3 separate regions of the Homo sapiens genome follow, and regions 1 and 3 are each linked to region 2. A link is a contact called in ENCODE Hi-C or POLR2A ChIA-PET data. All regions are on one chromosome and are shown on one strand. Each heading gives the region's core, a stretch centred on a gene start or an enhancer-like site at or near the end of the contact. The rest is flanking DNA. Distances are from core to core; before and after follow the strand shown.

Region 1 (4,605 bases), core at 815-3,314, 96 kb before region 2:
ACGATCTCAATGAATGCTCCAGAAATTTAGTCTTCTGTTGAATTTTAAAACCAATTTATTGAAAAAATAGGCTGAATACAGGGAACCTGAAATTTACCAGAGTAAGAAAATATCCTGCTGGGGTAAAATAAGCAAAATCTCTGCTAAGTAACAGATCATATTTCTTCTGATCTATCTAAGAATTAGCACACACTGTTGAAAAGGGAAGTATGCTTTTGAACATTAAATATGTGGTCTTCAGGCGCTGATAGTAAAGGCTACTAGGAAGGGCTAGAGCTTTTTCAGGTAAGCACATGGTCCCCTAGTTGTTCTCCAACAGAAGTTTCAATCATACTTGTCAAAGATATCATAAAGTTTTTAAAAGGATGAAATTTTTTTTTCCTTTCACTTTTTTCTCCTTTGAGTCTCCTCCCTCCAGAAGCATTTATCTCTATGTGAGCCTACTAAGATTCTGTCAGGTTCCCTGTCTAGGTACCCAGTAGAGACTAGGGCTAACCCACAATGGCCATGACTTCTTTCTTCCCCGCAGGATGGGCACACAGAAAAAAAATAATAATAAGAGCATACCAGAAAATTGTAAGGAAACAGATGATTAAGAAAATGGGGAATTTAGATTCTAGTAACATTTTAACATTCTGTGAAAGTCAGGGGAACATGATATGCCAACCAGAGGGAGAGAGCATTATCAAGCACTCAGTAACAAATCTGTGGATCTGTCAACCAAAATGTTAGTAAGATGCTTCTTTTGCCAAGATCCTTAAGATTAATGGGGAAAATCTGAATTATACAAACACCATAGCTTTAATAACTATGAGAGAAAAGTCTCTGAGAGATTATTACGAATATAGAAACACTTCAAGTCCTACAAATGCATATACATTATACTAACAAGGAAAAGCCTGGATATAGAACTAAAGAGGGTCATTTCACTCTCTCTCCTCTCTCTCTCTCTTTCTCTGTCTTTCATACATTCTCTAAAGCAATAAAAGGTTGTCAGATCAACCAATAAACCTCTAAAACTCCAAAATATGTCTGAAATCACAAAATAATATTCTTTGCATGATGAAATGTACTCTGTCTCTGATTACATAGACCTCAATGTGAGAGTGCCTTGGCCTCTATTATTTAAAGAATACTATGGAAACAAAAACTTTAATACAGTAAATCTGCGGTTGTAAACTGCTATCACATAAATTAAGTCTGGTTTATCAATAGTTTTTGGCCTCAGATATCTATTTTATTAATATTCTGAACAATCTGAATCCCTAGAAACACTGGACTTCCAGGCCTATGTGGGGCATACGCTCATCTTTTCAGCCCTCTCCTTCATGCCACTCTCTTACCACTTCATTTAGGGATTTGAATTAGCAACTCTAGAAACAAATATAAAAATAGCAGTGAGGCAATTAATAAATACAGGCTGGGAGAGGTCAAGAATAAATTATGTTGCTGAATAGCTAACCTTAAAGATATCACTAATAAAAGTAAACTAAAACCTTGCTGTTTGAGGGTTTTTTATGTAAAACAACTAATTTGACCAATTAGCTATACATGTGGTTATAAATTAGGCAATATATTCAGCTAAAGAAAAGCAAGGCCCTCTAGATACCCATGTTGTAGAAGCTGTCACTTAATGACATAAATAAGCTCTACGCCAAACAGAAAATGCAATCATAATTAGTGGTTTTTTTCTAAGTAAAAAAATGCAATAGTCAAAACACTCATAAACAATTATAGACAAGTTCCTTAAAGTTCTGAGATTATTAGCTGGGGCTTATTAACCACAAATACTCAACAAACAGTCACTTGGTAATTATGCTAGGAACACTCTTGTTAACTTAGAACCAATTCTAAGAACTGATGGTGAAAACCAACACAATTAAAATGAAACTAGAGAGCTGTACTGAGGGGGATGAACTCAGGAAACCCAAGCTCTGTTGGATTGTGGAGACTTGAGAGAATCCATGGGGTTAGAACATTCAAAGTAGTCACTTTTGACAGCCTGAGTACAGTTAAGCCATTGGTGTTGTGTGTTGCGGAGGTGGCATCAGGTTTCTGGCAAGCTGCACTGGAATGAAGGAAGCAATACCTCATGACATTTGCCACACCATATGGCAGGTGGAGGTTTTGCAGAATGCCATGCAGTGTCACCTCATCACAGGAACTGTTCTAGTGAGTGTTACTTGATACATGTAGCTTGCGAAGGAGTTCAAATTCCTGTAGATGATTACATTATCCAGAGGAAAAGACAAGGGCTGAGATAACCTGAGAATTCTGGAGGAGCCAAGCCAAGAAAGAAATTCTGTATACAGTGAGAATAAACTAGAAATTAGAGGACCAGCAAAAGTCAGGGGAACAATACTCAATGGATCAATATTTACTGAGCTTTGAATAAAGTGACTAAGGATGTGGGATCTAGGTCAGACTGGTAATTAATGTTACTTCCATTTCTATTGCAATTTTCTCCAAAAAATAAGCATAATTGCTATTTATTATGTACTTATTGTGTGCTAGGTACTGCGCTTTATGCTTTTCCTGCTTTAGGATGCTTAATGAACATTTGCTGACTGAAGGGATGAGTTAATTCTTCCAGCCACCCTGCAAGGATTACAGATGAGAAGTTAAGCATCTTGTTCAAGCTGTGCTACTAACAGACAAAAGAAATAAAATAAAATCTAAGTCTGCCTCACTCCAAATCCCACGAATTTTCTACTGTTGCTTTGGGCATAGCGTTGATAAATGAGCAAAGTTACAAGTCACCAATAACCACTCAACGAGTAGTATCAGAGTAGAATAAGAAAGAGAATGGCTGAAAGAAGTGCAGCAAGAAGAGTCTGAACAATATCTGGGGACATGGAAATGATATGAGGGGCAGTGACTTTGATAGATGGAAGCTTAGAAAGTGAGAATGCTGGACTTGGATTAGGTACTCACCTTCTGATCGCAGACATTAAGAATCTGCTTGTCATGAGGCATGATTTCTTGTAGGATGTAGGCTCAATATCTCTGAATGGTGCTCTCTATAGAATGTTCTATTTCTGGGGCTGGGAAGGTTGGGGGGAATGAATGAAAAGATTGTGCAATATGCGTGCGGTCTCAGATGCAGGTCTTTCTTGACTCTGAATGCTCACATGGTTGTGGCTCCCAAAGTCTGGGGTCTCATTAAAGTATTCTCTCACTTTATGCACATAATGAGTTCACAGGAGGAGGGATTCAAGCAGCCAGCATTTTTCATCTCCTTATCTATCTCTGTGGACTTTCATCTGTAACCAACTATGGGACTTGTAAGCTGGGACGGTGGGGACCCATCTGACATTATGCCTGCAATTCATTACCACCTCCTACGCCCTCCTGGAAGAATTTTCAAACAGTTCTTCCAACAACAATCCAGCTAATATGTATATTCTCCTGGAGTAGTGGCTCTACTTGTCCAGACAACATTATGCTTGCCCCATGCCGGTGTAGACATCTCTGCAGACCATAAAAATTATTGTGTCAAGCAGTTAAGCCATTAGGCTATTGGGTACAAGAATTGATCTGCTACCAATGCCATTTGCTAATGCCATCCAGTGTAGGATAGATGCAAGAAGCTGAAGCTCAGCCAGTGGACTTTGTTTTACAAATGCAGCTGCTTCTCAATTATCCTGAATAATGAGGAACAGAAACTGCCTGAGAACAATGATGGATAGGTCTCAAGCTGTTTTCAGTAAAGTACATCTCCTATAGGAGGGTTATAACAAAACCACACAAAGAGTATGTGTCCCTCAATATAAAGTGAGGACACCTAGACTGATTTTGAACTTATATTTCTAAGTTACACGGATGTTAAACATTGAATTGCAGCTGAAGCAGATGGACATAACTCCAGAAATCCAGGGAGGCTGCCAAAAAGCCCAAGCTAACAGATTGCTGTAGCCATATAAAATAGGTCAAGTTGGACCTTATGCATGCTCCAGGGAAAGCTCTGAGACCCACACACATGCACACACGCATGCGCACGTGCACGCGCGCATACACACACACACACACACACACACACACACACAGAGATTTGAGACATAAAGCCCTGATTATGTAGATATTCTATATATGCATATATAAATATCCTTATATGTACCTGCATCTATATCTATATACATACAGCTAAGCAGAAAGTGACATTTCCACACTAAAGTCCTGTTCTGCAGAAATCATTTTTAAATACAAGCTGCAATTGTTGTAGTATGGGTAAGGCTGTGCATACCAAAGTCCTGATATTTGCAGTAACTGAACCCCTTTGGAAGAAGTCTAAATTAGCATCAACAATCCTGAATTCTATACAAATAAAAACTATGTATTTTGACTCTAGAATATCACCAAAGGAGACATTCTAGATCTTCAAAGGCAATATGTTAAAGCATTCTGGATAAAATTTGAAGCATGGGAACATTTCATCTGCTTCATCATGGAAATCTGTTGCAATTATTACTAACAAAATCAAGTGTCTTCAATTAGTGAAGTCTGTTTCTAAGGAACATACATTGTTTCCAAATTACCATGGCTTCCTCCACTCTTGTAACCTACTGTAATTTTTTCCACAAGGGTTATTAAGTAATTCTGTTTGTC
Region 2 (4,735 bases), core at 1,237-3,736:
ACAAAGAGAAACGTTTCAGCTTTTTGACTGCAGTTATCAGGGTTTTGAACACAAGTCAGTTAAACTTAGTAATCATTTATGGAACACCTGCCCTATGCTAGGAGCCTCAGTAGGTGCTCTGGTGTCAGATGTACCACATAACACTCAGGTGGGGGAAAAACAAACTAGAAAATGCTGGCCTTTCTTCCACGTACAAACTGGGTGACATAAATATTTAAATGGCCAGATATTCCTAAAAGACAAATTGGTAACAGAGTATATATAAATTTTTCTTTGTTCTCAAAAGTCATGCTGGTGATCTATTTGCATTCTGATCCTATTACACCCCAAGTGGACGTTTGATAAAAACAAAGCCAAGAATAAATGGAAATCACAAAAAATCTTGCCAGCTCTTTGCTTCAGATCTCTGGCTACTCATCTTACAGTGATGACTTGGGCCAAGGCTTCCTTCTGAGACATTTTATTAAATGTGTTCAGTAATTCACTTTTGCCCCATTAGAAGCATGGATCCTGAGATTTAATCTATCTTACTCATAGAGAATATTTGACCATTAAATACCTAAAAGTGATCTAGGTAGAAGAAAACAGGAACCATTGAAAATACAACATGAACATAATTTCACATTAAATCTGAGATGGATTTGGGTGGGTATTTGGGAGGTCGGGAGTGGCTGGTGCCAAAGGAAGAAAGGGAAAAAAGAAGAAAAAGGATGGTTTCTAACCTCCTGGTTAGAAACAAAAACCCTGGAAGGGAGGGACACATATCCATCTAACCAGCTTCTGCCTGTGCCATCTCTATCACCCGTTTCTAAATTCTCTCCAAAATATTCACGCCTACTTTTGGTGTGAGACTTGTGTAAGAAGGTTATGTTTACCATTTTATTTTTACTCTGTGAGAAGGTTATTTTACCTTGTGTGACTGACACAACAGCTGTCAGTGCTCTGGAAGAGGCAGACGCCTTCCGTGACAAGTTAAATGGCCACCTCTGGCCATCTAATCCACAGTCCTTTCCTGACAAGGAAACATCACGGGTAGCTAACGAGGTGATCAGAGTAGGAGTTGAATAACAGTAAGAAAGAATTGGAGACAGTTTAGGGGGATGGAATTGACTTGTAAGACTTAAAGATATGGATGCAAAAGAAGAGAATCTTTTGCAATGGAGAATACAGACATAGTTTGCTCCTGAGAGAAACACAGCTGAAGAGGAATTATAAATGATTGACTAGAGTACCATAATGATGTGAAGCAGCCCTGGCAGTCAGCATGGAAAGAAGGAAAGGAACCGTAGCAGCATTGTAGGAAAAAAAAAAAAAGGATTCCAAAATAGGTTCCAATATGGCTCTCAGGGTCTGATGTGGCTCCTTTCCTAGCTGTGTGATCCTGGAGAAATCATTTAGCCTCTCTGAAATTCACTCAGCTTCAATATTTTCATCCACAAAATAAGAATACTAGCTGGGATAATCTTTCAGCTACCTTCAACTCTAAAATTATTATCTTCCTCTTACCTTTTATGATTCTAAAATCTTGGGAGGAAGAGTTGGGAAAGTATTCACTAAAATCTAAAACTAAACAGCTTCAATTTTCACCAGTGATCATTTACACAGTACAGGAGGGCAAGAGGGAGGGTGTCTGCATTGAGTTAGTTTTGTTGATGCAATGAACAGTGCAGAGGGCAGGGGAGCAGGTAGGATATTCCTTCCTTCCACTATCTTTAAAAATAATAACAATACTACCTTATAGTTGTATTCTGTGTTATTCTTTTAGAAATTCTTGCAAATCCCTTGCCGTCTTTGATATTTATAGCAATTAGGTGAAATGGGCAAGAAAGTTTTTTCGTTTTTGTTTTTGTTTCACCAATGACAAATTCAGAGAGTTTAAATGAGTTTCTTAGAGTTGTAGAGCTGGTTAATGATAGGGCTGGGACTAGATTTTTGGTCTCTAGAACACTGGGGTTGGGTATTTGCTTTTGGGTACCTTTTGGAACAGTCTTCCCAGCAGTATCCAGAAACATGAGGAAGCTGCCTGGTTGTCACAATCCCAAATGACCTCAAAAAGAGGATGCAGCTTCTCAGATTGGACTGTATTTGTCTTTGGTCAACTCATAAGTATCTTTTGGTAAGAGCCTCCAAAATAGGGTGTAAACACCCTGGAGGTATACAAGGTGATGCATTAGGGTGCAGAGGAAAAATACTAAGAAAATTGCTATTTGCATTCATTTTTCATCTTTTTAAATCTAATTTTTGTGTGTTTTATGTTACATAATATATTAGCATAAAGTATCAGAATAGGCAGTACATGAGGATAACTTACAAATGGGGTATATGTTGTACTGATTTAATCCATGATCAAAACTATTTCAAGACTATGTTTTAGAAAATTGAGGGAAAGGCCTGAAGGGTGAATCATATGGCTGTTAACAGGAGTCTTCTCTTGCTCTTATCCCCTAAGATGACTCAGGGAAAATGGGAAAGGTTGTGGAAAAGACCAGGTTCAATCAGAATCTTGAAGAACATCCAGAGAAGTAGATGAGCAAATGGAACAGCTCTGACCAAATTAGGGCGGCCGGTCACATGCTTCCCACCAACACAAAGGTCTCTTTGTTTTCTGCACACACACTGCAGTTCTTTGTCAATTATAATCAACGATTCCATTCAGCTCTTCTTGCCACCACTTCTCTCCTGTCTTTCTAGTCTGCTGGGCAATAAATGTAAGGTAAAACTTCACAAGACCTTTAAAAGATAAGGTTGAAAGAGAAAAATACATCCTAATCAATGAACCTACCCAGAGGAAATAACTGGGGGATTATTCATAACTTACAACTTAGTTGCCAACTAATTTTTGGTGTTGAAGATCATTGTACTATACTGGGTAAGTTTACAAAACAGAAAAGGAATAATGGTGAGGAGAAAAATTATTACCTCTTGTCTATGGACTCCAGGAAGTGCACCCAAGATTATTAAGTTATTAACACAGAGACAAAGAAGGAGTGGTATGTAATATCAGATAAGTAAGTACTCTTTCTACAGTGGCAAGTAGAAAGTCATCTCTCAGGGTTAATATTTGGGACTTTTCAAGGAAAGAGAGAGCTGTAGAAGGGGTAAAAGGTTTCCTTACACATACAAATATTATAGGGCAAAAGGAGCCAACCTAAGGATTTTGCTCACAGTATGCCTGTGTCATTAAACCACTTTCTTTACTTGCAATTGTTGGCAGACATCAAAGCCACTGGATCACTGTTATGATATTTCATAACAGCACAGACCATAGGCGTCGTCTCATGCAATTCTGGTGTGCCTAACACAGTCCTGCCAGGAAGGCATCTGAAGGCTTCCAAGCCTGAGCTTTCTGAATTTTGAGTGTGGTACTGTGGAAAGTGCTGGATTTGAGGGGTGAAGGGAGGCCAAGGTCTTTGGTTTCTTGTTCCACTTCTGTCATTAAATTCCTTGGGTGGACTTCTTAATCTCATTTTATAGAGCAAATTCATTATAGAGAAAATTATGAGAAAGTTTCTTTCTCATCTGTGGCATTTATTTATTCATCAAACATTGTTGTATTTCCTATGTTTCAACACAATATTAAATGCCAGAAATACTAGTATTTAAAAAATACTTTTTCTCAGAGGGCACACAGTCTAAATAAAAAGATAAGACACATACAATTATGGTTAACTCAGTATAGAGCAATATATGAATGAAGACAAACAAGTGATATCTTAGTAAATGCTATTAAACGTCTTAAAGGAAAAGAAAAAGTTATCTTGTAATGCAAAAAAAAAAAAAAAAAACCCCACAAAGTTATCATGGTTTCCCTCTGGCATCCTCTTCCGCTTTGCTTTGTTCTGGCACCCATCTTTGCTGGATCCCATTGGCGTACAGATGAGAAGAGTAGAAAAGAGCACACAGCTTAAAATCACAGAACTGTGACTTCTCCTTTTTTCTCTATTCTAGAGTGTGCCTGCAGCATGCATTCATTACTGCATCTGATGGAAGCACAAAGGGAGAGACAAAGATGCAGAGAACAATGGTAAACAATTGGTGAAATGTGTTGGCAAATTGAGTCCAATGCTGTCTGTAACAAATGGCAGCTATTTTGTGTGTGTGTCATCTAAATAAAAATAAGGTGGATTAACAAACAACTGTATCTGGCCGAGGGAAGACTGCCGCCATTTTCTTAATAAATCAGTTATTGTGTGATTTATAATAAACTATTTGGACTACTTTCCTACCATGTATTTCCAGTAGAGGGATTTAGAAAGCTAATTTTAAGGCCAGGCATGGTGGCTTATGCCTGTAATCGCAGCACTTTGGGAGGCTGAGGCGGTTGGATCGCTTGAGGTCAGGAGTTTGAGACCAGCCTGGCCAACATGGTGAAACCCCATCTCTACTAAAAATACAAAAATTAGCTGGAAATCACTTGAACCTGGGAGATGGAGGTTGCAGTGAGCTGAGATCATGCCATTGCACTCCAGCCTGGGAGACAGAGCAAGATTCAGTTTCAAAAATAATAGTAATAATAGTAATAATAATAATGATAATAATAATAATAATAATAAAGGAAAGCTATTTTTTTTTTTTTTGAGATGGAGTATCACTCTGTCACCCAGGCTGGAGTGCAGTGGTGCTATCTCAGCTCACTGCAACCTCTGCCTCCCAGGTTCAAACGATTCTCCTGCCTCAGCCTCCTGAGTAGCTGGGATTACAGGCATCCAACACCATGCCCGGCTAATTTTTGTGT
Region 3 (4,733 bases), core at 225-2,724, 130 kb before region 2:
TTTGGGAAGCAGTCAATATATAAAATGTTAAATATGTCTGGTGGTGGGAAGTGCTTTGAAGAAAAATAAAGTAAGACAATAGATAAGAGTAATAAGGGGCACATGGCCATTTTGTACAAAGTGATAAGAAAAGCTCTAGTCAGGTCTGTCTGATAAGGGACATTTGAGCATATGTGTCCATGAAGGGAGCAATGATCCAAGAGGTTTTTGGGAAAAAAATGTACCAGGCAGAGGGAGCAGCAAGTGCAAATACCCTGAGGCCGCCGGTTATTTATTTATATTTATTTATTTTGTAAGACAGAGTCTCACTCCGTCGCCCAGGTTGGAGTGCAGTGTCGCGATCTCGGCTCACTGCAACCTCCGCCTCCCAAGTTCAAGTGATTCTTGTGCCCCAGCCTCCCAAGTAGCTAGAATTACAGGCGTGCAACACCATGCCTGGCTAAGTTTTGTATTTTTAGTAGAGATGAGGTTTTGCCATGTTCACCAGGCTGTTCTCAAACTCCTGAGATCAAGTGATCCACCTGCCTCGGCCTGCCAAAGTGCTGGGGTTACAGGAGTGAGCCACTGCGCCCAGCCAGGAGTCTTAATCACACAAAAGATTCTTCAAAGTGGTTCTGGGAATTCAGAGTTGAGATTATTTCCAGCTAAGGGTGATAATGACACAAGACCCTAGAGAAGGGGCTTGTAAAAAGACACCACAAATTTTCATAATATTTCATAGTTTTTACTTGTCTTTTGCTTAGATCATATTTCATAAATTCCTAACAATAAGTACAGGTTTTTAATTCTTATTCTCCCCTCAAAGAAAAGCCATAAACATCACTTTTCATTTTCCTATAAACATAATGAATGAACATTGCTATTAGTCATCCTTTCCCATTTCAGATTATTAATATTATCATCATTTTCAGACACAAGGTAGATTGTAGTTAAGAACCTGTGCTTTGAAGTCAAGCAGACAGTAGCTGATGTCCCAATTCAACTTCGTACTAGATTTCTCACCTTGGGAATATTGCTTAGGCTTTAGAATCATAGTTTCAGTCACCTCTTTTTACCTATGGCTCCTCATGGATGTGATACTAAAAAATTGCTCAGTGTTGCTATCCTTTTCCACCCTCTCTTTATTGAAGTATTCATAAACATCAAACTAGAAAGCAAGAAGCCCAAAATCTAAAAGTCACACTATGCAAATTTTATACAAAATAAATGAAAGTGAAAGTATGAAGAGAAGTAACAAGAACAAATGTATATACATCTTTACTGAATAAAAAGGGCTTTCATAGATACTCACCTATTAACTCTTTGATAAACTTGTAGCCTGAATATTATTCATCTTCAGTCGACTGATAAAAAATACAACTCAGACAGATTGAGTTATTTTGGCTAAGATCTCTCAGCTCGTAAGTGGCAAGGCTGCAATTTGTATTGCTCTTCTGAGTCCAATTCCTTGGGGTTAGTTATTGGTACAACTAGTGCCCAAGAAGTCCTCGCAAGACTGGAAGAACTTCCAAGTGATTAACCAAGTTGGTTGCATTATGGGCGGCCTCCCTCCTACTTGTGGAATTTGTTTTCTCACTGAGGATTGTTTTAAAAGTTACCTAAGCTGCTTCACAAAGCTTCAAAAATTCCTGGTTATGTGATAGATAATGATGTGTACAAGGCTTCCTTCTGGATGATTCTACAGGGTCTAGAATATAAATAGTTTCTCTCTATGGTGAGCAAGATCTCTGTGCTCTAAGGCTCATTTGATCACTCATCTGGGAGCTCTGCAAGAACTGGGACCATGTCTTACTCATCTCTGTATCCCAAGGCCAGCCGAAAGCCTGGCACGTGGGAAGCACTCAGGTGGGGTTTGAGCACCAGGATGCCAGGCATTATGATGGTGATGCCTGTTAAAAATCATCGGTTAAGCTCCACTTTTGCTGCAGTGAACAGACTAGACATCAGCTGTCATGAGAAAACATATTACCAGGCAACTTTTCCTTTTTTCATCCTGAATCCAAGCAACTGGCCAGGACAGTGAGATGACAGCCCTGCAACTTCCACATCTCACATCACTTCTCTCTTCTCCTACTTCCTTTTCAGAGAGCTTTTTTTTTTTTTTTTTTTTTTTTCCAAAATACAAGCCTGAGCCAGAACTACAGGCTTTGTTTGCCCCAATAGGGAATATACTTTTAAAGCAAGGATGTTAAATCACCCTGTAATTTTAGTCTCTCGAGTATCAGTTCCACCTAAACCTTCCCCATGGAGAAGGGTGGCACTGATCTCTAGACTGGTGAGGGAAATCAGCACCAGCTTGGAAGGGAGCTGCACTAGGTTTCAGTCTCCGCACTGTCATATAACAATGGCTGAATTTATTGACCAGTTACCTGCACTGATCACCTTACACACATTGCTTTCTTTAACTCTCTGTGAAGGATTCTCATTATCATTCACGTTTTGAAGATGCGAAAGTTAGAGCAGAGAGGTGAAGTGACTTGCCCAAGGTCACAGAAAATGATCAGCAGATCTAAGATGAAACAAACCAATTGTACTCCACAGCTGTATTCCTAACTGTGCTACATCAGGCAAGTGAATGACCCTCTCAGCACCTCCGTTTTCTCATCAGTAAGATGAATGGAGGAACAACGACTTTATTGGATTGTTAGGAAAAGTAATTGAGATAATGCAGGCAAGCTCCTGACACTTAGTAGTTACTTAAGGTATGTCAGTTCTCTCCCTTCCTTTACATAACCTGGAATTGGAGAGCATCACCTCTTAAGCAATCCTTTAGAAATATAAAGCTGAAATTAATCCAAACCACACCAGAGCCAATGACAATAAAGCTGATTTGTTCAGACTTATTATTCTGTTTCAATAAAGATCTGTCTCCAGTTTCCTCGGCATCCCCACAGAGCCAACCCAAACTGAAAACACATGCGGCGAATGCAAACTCATTGGTGAAACATGATAGACACTTCAAGAACCAGGAAATTCCTTCTTTATATGACTTGCTCCTTAGCCAGAGCAGTTATGGGTTAAACAATACAGCAGTGCGGCTGTGGCCTTCAAGATGCACAGTGGGGCTTCATGCTCCTGGAGGGAATGGAAGCACAGGGTTCTGCTTGCCAGCTGGCACCGACACTCCACGGACAAGATACGCATGGCCTGGCCTTCCAAGTTGAGAGCAATTGCTGGCAGTACACTGTGAGCATGTGAAGCTAAGGGAGTATTTTTTTTTTAAGTCCCATCATTGTTTTTCTTTCTTTAAATGGTAGCCACTGAAAAGCTATGCAAACACTTCAGCTGTGGAATATTTAATCTGACATTTGGCATGGCTCCCTTGTTGATCCAAGACATAAAGTATGCAGTTGTTTCATGGCTTACTCAAAAAAGATAAGCTAGATACAAATTAATTTTCCTTCTCCTTGCTTTTAGCTGGGTCCCTGCATGGATGCATCCTTGATTCCTAAGCAATGGGATGACAATTATAGACCACAAGAGCAGAAGGTGAATAGTTCATTTAACTAGATGGGTCAATTGAATACTTTTCTTCTGGGGGGTAAAGGGGGATACTCTACTAAAAGCTTTAGGAGTCCCTGTGGTTGTGGTGTTTTCAAAGGTTTGGCAGCTCTTCTCACAAGATTTGGGGTTTCGGGGTTTCATGTGCTGTCATGGAAACATCACCAGAATGGTCCCCTCTTCACTCTGTTGTCATTGGTCTTTAGCAAGAGGAGAACCAGCATCTTGTGAGAGTCTTGCACCTGTTCACATCGGACATACCTCCTGGCTGTATCTGCTTTTTCACTCCATCAGGACAAGTTTAACTATCTCACTGGCAGATTTGGTTTCCTGAAAGTAAATCTCCTGTAGGTTCTCTTTCACTGTCATTGAGTGGTTTCTGACCCTAGACTGGTAAGGAGAACATTGCCCCTTCTCACAAAACACAGGGATCCAAAAAACTGAGTGAGTGGGCAGTTCTTGTTTCTCAGCATGTGCAGGGAAGGACACAGAAATGTCCAACATTAGAAAGGGAACAGAGACCTTCCTTGTCCAAGTGTTCCTCCACTAGAGAGTTAGAACAGTTGCTGAATGTAAACAAACACACTTCCTAAAGTCTCATCCTTTCTTCAGGTGGACCAAGAGTGCCAAAAACACTGGAAATTATAGTCCAATGAGGACTTTATTCATTCTCCTGTGTTTCAATGCCCATTGTTATAACAACCATGTGATTTAAACATCAGGCTGCTGTCACTTGACTGCAGGTAATGATATAATTTTGCATTAGAGAAATACTGAAACACAGTTAATCCTTTAAAAAGGGATGGATGAGGGAATGGGGAGAAGAGAATCAAATGGATTTGTTAAAAGAAACCAAATCTTAAAAACCCTGAAACTGCTAAAGTAAATGGAACTGACCAATTGGGACATTTTGTTAGTTCTGATTTAAGTTTCTGGATCCTGTTCCAAATAAAAACATATCTTTTTTTCTAATGGAAAATTCAAAGAACACAAACCTGAGCTTTAAAAGCCATGTACCAGTTTGTTCTTTTATGGTTTTTGAGCTTGAGGGATTCAGTTTGGTGAGAAAGGAACTTCTTAACCTTAAAACACTTTAGTCAACAGACAAAATTGTGCTTGAAGGCAGGGAACTCCTATAAGAATGGCCTTTCTAGCAGGTATAACACAGTTATATATTTTGATTATCAATTTGTACTTAAAATATCTGCCTAAATACTATTAATAGAGTTTTT

What was found. Hi-C counts contacts between places; a loop is a spot of excess contacts on that map. ChIA-PET counts read pairs that join two places held with the same protein, here RNA polymerase II (POLR2A). Pooled maps may share reads with other maps.
Region 1: a map of psoas muscle shows a loop between it and region 2 (2.7-fold over the local background). The contact joins two enhancer-like sites. A Hi-C loop is called at or near these places in 1 of 168 maps with a recorded cell type or tissue (psoas muscle) and 1 of 50 pooled maps. POLR2A ChIA-PET finds 5 or more read pairs at or near these places in 1 of 52 experiments (OCI-LY7).
Region 3: a loop to region 2 is called in a map of Calu3, with 11 times the contacts of the local background. The contact joins the promoter of LINC02242 here to the enhancer-like site in region 2. A Hi-C loop is called at or near these places in 1 of 168 maps with a recorded cell type or tissue (Calu3). POLR2A ChIA-PET finds 5 or more read pairs at or near these places in 3 of 52 experiments (MCF 10A, T-cell and activated T-cell).

What each region holds. Positions count from the first base shown.
Region 1 is chr5:67,675,712-67,680,316 of GRCh38, forward strand. No RefSeq gene overlaps it. Among named protein-coding and RNA genes, the nearest start is that of LINC02242, 31 kb to the left of the region's middle. Within about 2 kb of position 2,065, at least 2 of the 41 ENCODE cell types and tissues checked have a DNase peak (open chromatin) inside an H3K27ac peak, as active enhancers do.
Region 2 is chr5:67,771,050-67,775,784 of GRCh38, forward strand. No RefSeq gene overlaps it. Among named protein-coding and RNA genes, the nearest start is that of LINC02997, 20 kb to the right of the region's middle. RefSeq lists a silencer at 3,132-3,426. Within about 2 kb of position 2,487, at least 9 of the 41 ENCODE cell types and tissues checked have a DNase peak (open chromatin) inside an H3K27ac peak, as active enhancers do.
Region 3 is chr5:67,645,315-67,650,047 of GRCh38, forward strand. It overlaps LINC02242 (long intergenic non-protein coding RNA 2242), which reads right to left and starts at 1,475. Exons shown (of 3, transcript NR_147169.1): 1 at 1,292-1,475.